2 separate regions of the Homo sapiens genome follow, and region 2 is linked to region 1. A link is a contact called in ENCODE Hi-C or POLR2A ChIA-PET data. All regions are on one chromosome and are shown on one strand. The core of a region is the stretch at or near the end of the contact, and the rest is flanking DNA. Distances in the headings are between cores, read along the strand shown.

Evidence for each region. A loop is a pair of places that touch in the nucleus more often than their neighbours do. ChIA-PET counts read pairs that join two places held with the same protein, here RNA polymerase II (POLR2A). Pooled maps may share reads with other maps.
Region 2: a map of endothelial cell of hepatic sinusoid shows a loop between it and region 1 (5-fold over the local background). The contact joins two enhancer-like sites. A Hi-C loop is called at or near these places in 62 of 168 maps with a recorded cell type or tissue (A673, IMR-90, PC-9 and 38 more), 4 of 37 single-sample maps with no recorded cell type and 35 of 50 pooled maps. POLR2A ChIA-PET finds 5 or more read pairs at or near these places in 6 of 52 experiments (AG04450, H1, PC-9 and 3 more).

The regions. Positions count from the first base shown.
Region 1 is chr2:1,598,578-1,602,615 of GRCh38, reverse strand. The region is part of intron 4 of LALTOP (lung cancer associated lncRNA targeting TOP2A); the gene reads left to right. Among named protein-coding and RNA genes, the nearest start is that of LALTOP, 25 kb to the left of the region's middle. RefSeq lists an enhancer at 3,726-4,038. Within about 2 kb of position 1,885, at least 8 of the 41 ENCODE cell types and tissues checked have a DNase peak (open chromatin) inside an H3K27ac peak, as active enhancers do; they include transverse colon, where a contact is called at or near this core.
Region 2 is chr2:1,735,976-1,739,924 of GRCh38, reverse strand. All of the region lies in intron 1 of PXDN (peroxidasin), which reads left to right. Among named protein-coding and RNA genes, the nearest start is that of PXDN, 6.6 kb to the left of the region's middle. Within about 2 kb of position 2,589, at least 7 of the 41 ENCODE cell types and tissues checked have a DNase peak (open chromatin) inside an H3K27ac peak, as active enhancers do; they include transverse colon, where a contact is called at or near this core.

The DNA.
Region 1 (4,038 bases), core at 636-3,135:
CATGGTCATCATCCCCTCTGTTCTGTCGGGTTCATGCACGTTCCTGCTCCTCCCCTTTCCCCTCTCACGCTGTCCTTGTAAGCAGGTGGCCGATTCCACTTCAGCACCAAAGGGGAGAAAACAGCTGGCCCAAAGCTCAGGAGTCCTGCTTTTTTTTTTTCTCTTGCCTGTGATTTTCCAAAAGCCTAGATCCTTATGAGGATTTAGAGCACTTTAGGAGAAGGTACAAGGCAGAAGAGGCAGAGGGCCAAGCGAGGAGCAGCCTGGCCTAGAAGAAATGTGAGCATCTGGGTGGGAAATGAGAGGGGCTGTCCAGGGAGCGGAGAGAACCCTGGAGGCCCGAAGCGAAAGGGCCGGGGGCAGCTGAGAGCGTCCTGCGTCGGGTGGGTGGGGAGGAACCCTCTCCCTGACTCCTCATGCTGGCTTCCATCCCGGGCGCCTGACATGACCCTGATTGAACGCAGGGACAGGATCTACAGGGATTGAAGCGGGTTTCCGCTCATGCAGAGGGTGTCGTTGGCTTATAGAAAATAACGGCAGAGGTCAGTTCTTGCACACCCACTCCTGGGCATAGAAATCCATCCCTGCACGTTTTAAATTACGTCATAGTCTTCATATTGCTCCTTCAAACCCACGTTCATTTCAGTGAATGCCACCTTTTCTGTCCAGCTGCAGAATGTGCTCACCTGTCTTTCCGACCACTGCCTCGTGTCCTCTTGCCTCTCTGAACCTTGTGCTCCCAACCACTCTCTGCTCTGCTGCCCACATGATCATTCTAAGAAGCAAAACACATTACACAATTTCCCTGCTTCACATCGGCTGAGTCCAAAGAATGAGTACAAGGGGCATCGTAGCTTGGCCTTGACCCCTCTGCAGCCCAGCTGGTTCCATTCCCCGAGGCCTCAGGGGCTTCCACACTCGGCCATGTCTGCCAGGGACACCCTCCACCCACTCCCCATAGTCAGCGGACAAAGCCTCATTTATCCCGGAAGGCCCAGCTCCGAGACCAAGTGCTCGGTGAAGCCTTCCCCAGCTTTGCTGAGCTGAAGAGGCTGTACCCATCCCTGGCAAACCCAAACCTTCCCTCTTTCTCAAAAGGCACCTGGGGAACCCCGTTTTTCCCAGGGGTGTTCAGGGAGGAGGAGGAATGCCTGCCAGCACCAGGGGCCCTGGGTCTGCTACACACTGGGCCAGACAATTATCTATCCACCCAGATAATTATTTTAAAGTACATATTTACATAGAACATGTTTATGCAAATATCTATAATATAAACTGATAAATATTTATAGAGGTATGTTCACTTGTAGTAGACACTTCTCTGTATGTGCATATTTACATTTGTAATCCAAGCCTTACGACACAACCAGGGCAAGTGCAGGAGGCTCCCCCGAGTGGAGGTGGAGGAACAAGTGTCCTGAAGGGAGCTGGCACCATGGGCAGTGTCTGGGAGCCTCAGCCACCTTTGGGTGGAGTGTTGGACAGTCCTGGAGGGAGCTGGCACCACGGGCAGCATCTGGGAGCCTCAGGGCACCTCCGGGAGGAGCGTTGGACAGTCCTGGAGGGAGCTGGCACCACGGGCAGTGTCTGGGAGCTTCGGGGCACCTTCGGGTGGAGCGTTGGACAGTCCTGGAGGGAGCTGGCACCACAGGCAGCGTCTGGGAGCCTCGGGGCACCTCTGGGTGGAGCGTTGGACAGTCCTGAAGGGAGCTGGCACCACGGGCAGCGTCTGGGAGCCTCGGGGCACCTCTGGGTGGAGTGTTGGACAGGAAGCCGGGAGGAGGCTTGTTTGGATTTCTGGCCTGTTTCCCCAGCACCATGTTTAGACCCTGGTAAACAAATGACTAAGCCCTTAGACTGCCTCTTCCATCTCCAGGTCTCATGTGGGGTCACAGCTTCTCCCTAAGAACGGCTAAGGAGGTCACGGCAGGTCAGCTATGGCTTGGACTTTGGACTTAGCAGGCCTGACATCACCGGGTTAGGGGGCACACACACAATGACGTCACCTCCAGATGTGGGGCCCTGTGGATCCCTGCACGTCTGTGGTTTGCAGGCTGATGAGCCGGGTTTTTTCTGGGAAGGCAAATCTTCCACATCTGGGAAGAGTCCGATGCACACAGAGCGCCCTTCCCCTGCTCGTTCATCAGCAGATGCGACGCTGCTGACCATCCTTGCTGGAAATGGTCAGCAGATGATGGAGGAACAGGCCCCGGGGGTCCCAGGCCCAGCTCCGTGAATAAGCCCCATCCTCATGAGCAACACAGATCCATGCCTCCCCGAGACCAGGGGCTCCTGAGGGCACAGGCCGCGGCTCATCCACTCACAGTATTGTTTTTAAAGTCCAGCTCTCATCCCGGGGCCCAGCACAGTTCCTGACATGCGGGAGTGTCAGTCAGCACTTGTCCAATCTCTCATCCTTGAACACATATTTATTGAGGGCAATGTTCTAGGCACTGGCGATGCCTCAGTGAGCAAAACAGACCCTGCCCCAGAGAACTTCCCTTCTAGTCAGGTGGGTGTGGAGGGACAGGTGGCAATCAGTTAACAATAAGCATCATCAATACTAACATCACATCGAATGCTGGAAGATGATATGTGTTATGGAAAAAGACGTTGAACAGGGTGAGGGCCCCAGGGAATTGGAGGGTGGTGGGGTGAGCTAGGTGCGGGGTTAAACCAGGTGGTCGGGGGATCGGAGGAGTGTGGCATGCACAGAGCTGCGGAGGAGACTTGCTGGCAGAGGGAAGGGGCAGGCAAAGGCTGTGGCAGGGAGACCCCTGAGCTGGGTGAGCAGGGAGCAGCAGGAAGAGGAGGGGCCAGGGCACAACACAGTTGGGCCCTCCAGGGCATCCCAGGCCACTGTGAAGACGGCTTATCCTGCCAGTGGAGAAGGAAGGCTTTGCTATTCTTAAGCCAAAGAGTGAAATGCCCTGGTTTGGGTTTGGTGACAGAGCAGAGGGCAGAGGCCATGAGCAGAGCTATCATGAGCGACCTTGAGCCAGTGCCTCATCCTGGGTGCCTGGAGAATAAGCTTCTCCCCAGGAGGGCTGCAGCCAAGCTCACTGAAGACATGGGAATCGCACTGCTGTTTCTGTTTCTCTTGTCCTCGTGGTCCCATGACTTTGCCAGCAGACTTTGCAGTACCCGGAGCTGGGAGGTGGCAACTCCTCTGGCCAGGAGACGCCGTCCACGGCCACACGGGATGGGGGACAGGCCAGGGCACCTCTCTTCTCCTCCTGAATCTTGTTAGTTTCACCTCGTACAATGCGTCTTGTTCCTTAATGCTCACCCTGAAATGCTGTGGGATTCAGTCCCCAAAATCATGCACAGTAGTTTTGAAGGTAGAATCAGCATGATTTCTAACTGGTTAAGTGAACTTTATTAGAGAAAGAGAGGGGCCAAGAAAGGCTCCAAAGCTGATGGCCTGAGCAGCTGGAATGAGATGCTCACCAGATTCACCACCTACTGAGGCAGAGAAGGCAGTTCCCAAGCCCCCTTCCCAAATCCGGAAGGGGCCCTGGTGCCCTCTGGTGAGATGAGACCATTTCTTTACATAGTTAGGAAAGTGAGCCTGGAGCCAGGTGCCAGGCTCCATCTCGGAGGGACACAGCCAGCCCTGGGAAGGCGCGTCTACTCCCCAGATGACCTTCTCCTAACTTTATGAGCCGGTGAAACGAATTTGATGGGCTTAGTGAGCTCGGATCTGATTTTCGTCAACAACTTTGAGGACAATCCTCATTTTCAGGAGATTCTGAGGTTCCCTTTGCTCAATGACTTTTCTAAGTTCACCGAGCGAGGCTGACAGCTGGGCTTCTGCCTGCAAATCCATGTTTGTTCTGATGGAGCTTGACAGCATAGACCTGCTCAGATACAGACTCTCCAATGCTGCCTACAAGCCCTGAGGAGTGGGGACCAGAGGAGGCATCACGGGATCTCCCAGGGCCAGGCCAGGGAACACCTGGAGGTTCTGAGACTCAGGGGAAGCTTTGACACCAAAGATGCCGCCGAGAGTGGGGAGCCCAGAGGGTGTGCAGGGCC
Region 2 (3,949 bases), core at 1,340-3,839, 140 kb before region 1:
TGTTTGTTGGCACAACAGAGTCAAAGACTTTATTATTGCCACGCAAATACATTTGAAAAGTACCATAGAGATACTTAAAACATTTAGATGTTGATAATTTATCTTTGCAAGGTGGTGGGCGGACCAAACATTTTCTCAGCGTGGGAGCCTGGGAGGCGGCTGATCTTCAGAGCTCTCTGTGTTCTGTGGCCAGAAGAGGAAAATCTTCAGTGTTCAAAATAAGCTTAGAGAGGGCCCATCCCCAAGACAGTGTGTGTTGGGACCTTTCCTGGGATGTCCAGTTTGCCATCCAGGGAGTATGTGAGACCCTTAGGCTCTCACCATGACTTTAACCTTTGAAAACTAGTATGTGACTACATGAGTGCCACGTGTCTGGAAAGTGCTTTCTCTTGTTAGGAAGTCAGAGTAATTGAGCTCTTCTATTGTTAGATCTTGCCTTCCTCCTCTGTGTTTTTTCATATGTCAAGGAAATAGTTGTAAAAAGAAAGCATATCCTTCTCTATGACTCTGAATCCAGGGGCAGCTCCAGGTTCAAGCGTGGCTTGATCCAGGGTCGACATGCTGTGATATTCTATCGTTTTCTCCCCAGCGTGGGTGACTTGGCTTGCTTCTCTGTTGTTCTGACTCAGTTTCCCTAGTTGCTGATGATTGGCAGCTGTATAGTTCCCTTCCGACAGAGCTAAGTCCGGTGAAAAGAGAATGCGTGACTCAGTGCACAAGCAGAAGTTTGGGGAATTGTCTTAACGGACCAGATGGTCTGTGTGGCACGCCAGTTTTCAAGACGTCCATGAGTGGACAGGAGGCCTTGCCACTGGGTCTGGAGCGCATGACTACCTTCCGGGGCCATGGAAGGCATCTGATCTTCCCGGAACACACTGGCCAGAAGCTGATGAGGGCCCCTTACCTGGGGTAAAACTTGGGCCTTTTTAAGCGAAGTGGGTGTTGCATTGTCCGGGCAGCAGCCTCCGTGGCACAGATCCAGGGTTCAAAATTAAGTCTGTAAACAGAACAAAGACAGAATTCCAGTCTGCAGGGCAGACGTCATGAATCTCAAAGCTGGGTAAGAGTTGGAAGATCAGGCTGGGTGTGGTGGCTGATGGCTGTAATCCCAGCACTTTGGGAGGCCAAGGCGGGCAGATTGCCTGAGCTCGGGAGTTCGAAGGCCAGCCTGAGCTACATGGCGAAACCCCTTCTCTACCAGAAATACAATTAGCTGGGCCTGGTGGTGCACACCTGTGGTCACAGCTACTCGGGAGGCTGAGGCATGAGAATCGCTTGAGCCTGGGAGGCGGAGGTTGTAGTGAGATGGGATCATGCCACTGCACTGCAGCCTGGGTGACAGAGCGAGACCTAGTCTCAAAAAAAAAAAAAAGTTTGAAGATCAACTTGCATTATGCTGATTCCCATTGGCTTATTATGAGATAAATACCTTTCTGATTGGAGAATCCAGGTGTTTTTCCTTTGCGCTTGACAGTAAGAAGCTAAAATAGATGCAAATGCATGCAGTCCTGCCCGGCCCACATCAGTGCTCTGGGAGGGGAACTCAGGGCTGGGAATCGAGTGATCTCTCAGGAGTACAGAGATCTTCCCCGCTCCTACTCAGGGCCTGGAGCTGAGAAGCTAATGCTGGCCTCTGGTCTTTAGTGACCAACACGTGAGCTCTCTCGTACTTCCCAACGCCCAGGTTTACTAATTATTTTAATAGTGATAGTTCCATATGCTTTTGGGGTTCAGAAGAAAATGTGATTTATTTAAAAGTACCTTTTTTGAGGGAATTCAATTTAAGAGAAGACCAACTTTACCATGTTTGATGCTTAAATAGCCGATCAGGACATTTTATATGTTAGTGGTATCTCTCTATGTGGGCCAGTAGCTCCTCAGGATCAAGGCTGGATGGTTGAATTGTTAAACTCTGCCTGCTGCCAGACCACCTGCATGTGACTTAGCACACATATGTTAGTGGGTGGCTGCATGCTTCTTTTGATGCTAAAGTAATATAACTGGTTGATAGATATTTTTCTAAATTCATAACACTAGTAATTTTTGTTTTCTTTGTTTTAAAGTTTATTTTGAAAAATAGGCATTAAGGGGGGCATGGAGGCTCACACCTGTAATCCCAGCACTTTGGGAGGCTGAGGTGGGCAGATCACCTGAGGTCAGGAGTTCAAGACCAGCCTGCCCAACATGGCAAAACCCCATCTCTACTAAAAATACAAAAATTAGCCGGGCGTGGTGGCTCACGCCTGTAGTTCCAGCTATCGGGAGGCTGAGGTAGGAGAATCGCTTGAACCTGGGAGGCAGAGGTTGCAGTGAGTTGAGATCGTGCCACTGAACTCCAGCTTGGGGGACAGAGCAAGACTCCATCTCAAAAAAAAAAAGAAAAGAATAGGCATTATGTTTTTCCCCATCTAATTTCTCTTCAGATCCAAAAGGCCACAGCAAAATAGTAAATCTAAAAGATGTCTCAGTGGAATGATTACTCATGCAATGTAAACTGAAGCTGACAAAAACGAACAAAAACCATGAGTAGACTGTCCGCTGTTTCGTGGGTTAGATTATCCTGGCGTAGATACGAGATCAGTCATCACTGCTGTGTTCATTGGTTTCTTTATTCTGGAGGATGTTGCTTTCCCTCCTGTTTCAAGCTAAGAGGATGGGAGACACAGAACTCCAAGGAGACTAGCCCGGAGGCCCGAGGTGAAGAATGGCAGCCGTCCTCCGGGCGTCTGAGGGCCTTGGGTGTTCTGGTGTCTTGTTTATTCCAGATCTGACTGCCTCCTGCGTCATCTGCCCGTGGAAAGCAGGGTTCATGCCCTGCTCCTGTCCAGATGCCCTGCACGTCTGAGCAGCCCGGAGCACCAGGGCAGGGTGTTTACGGGAAAGCAGGCTGCGGTCAGCCCCACACACTCTGTCCTACCGGGCTGTTGTATGCTGAGCCCTGCAGAGCTTTGGAGGCTTTAGGAGGAGCCTTCGGGAGCATCTGTCTTTTGTTCTACAGTTAAATCAGAAGGAGAGGCTTGACCAGTGACTGTTACCTGATTTGACCTTTGTCCACATGAGATAACAAAACTCTTATCAGACATAATTGACATTTTAAAAGGGCACATACTTAAAGTAGGCTTGCTGAGTTTTGACATCCGCCTCCAAGGTGCAAGTAATCCTCCTGCCTTAGCCTCCTACTTTTAGCTACTCCTGAGTAGCTGGGACTATAGGCACGTGCCCCCATGCCTGGATTTTTTTTTTTAAATTTCTTTTTAATTTTTTATTTTGTGGAGATGGAGTCTTGCTATTTGCCCAGGCTGGTCTTCAACTCCTGGCTTCAAGCAGTCCTCCCACCTTGGCCTCTTGAAGCCCTGGGATTACAGCTGTGAGCCATGTGGCTGGCTTGTAATCAGTGATCTTTTATGTTACTATTGTAATTGTTTTGGGGTATTATAAACCACACCCATGTAAGACTACAAACTTAATCTAAATGTTGTGTGTGTTCTGACTGTCCACTGACTGGCCGTCCCTCCATCTCTCCTCCCTTTCCAGGCCTTATTCCCTGAGACACAGCAGTATTGAAATCAGGCCAGTTGATAACCCTACAGTGGCCTTTCAGTGTACTAGTGAAAGGAAGAGTTGCATGTCCCTTACTTTAAATCAAAAGCTATAAATGATTAAGCTTAGTGAGGAAGGCATGTCAAAAGCTGAGATAAGTCAAAAGCTAGGTCTCTTGCATCAGTTAGTTTATGGAGGAAGTTTTAGTGGTTTGGGAAGAAGAGCAAACCAGCCACAACATTCCACTCAGCCAAAGTTTGATCCAGAGCAAGGCCCTAACTCTCTTCATTTCTGTAAAGGCAGAGAGTTAAGGAAGCTGCAGAAGGAACGTTTGGAGCTAGCAGAGATTGGTTCATGAGGTTTAAGGAAAGAAGCCAACTGCATAAGATAAAAGTGCAAGGTGAAGCAT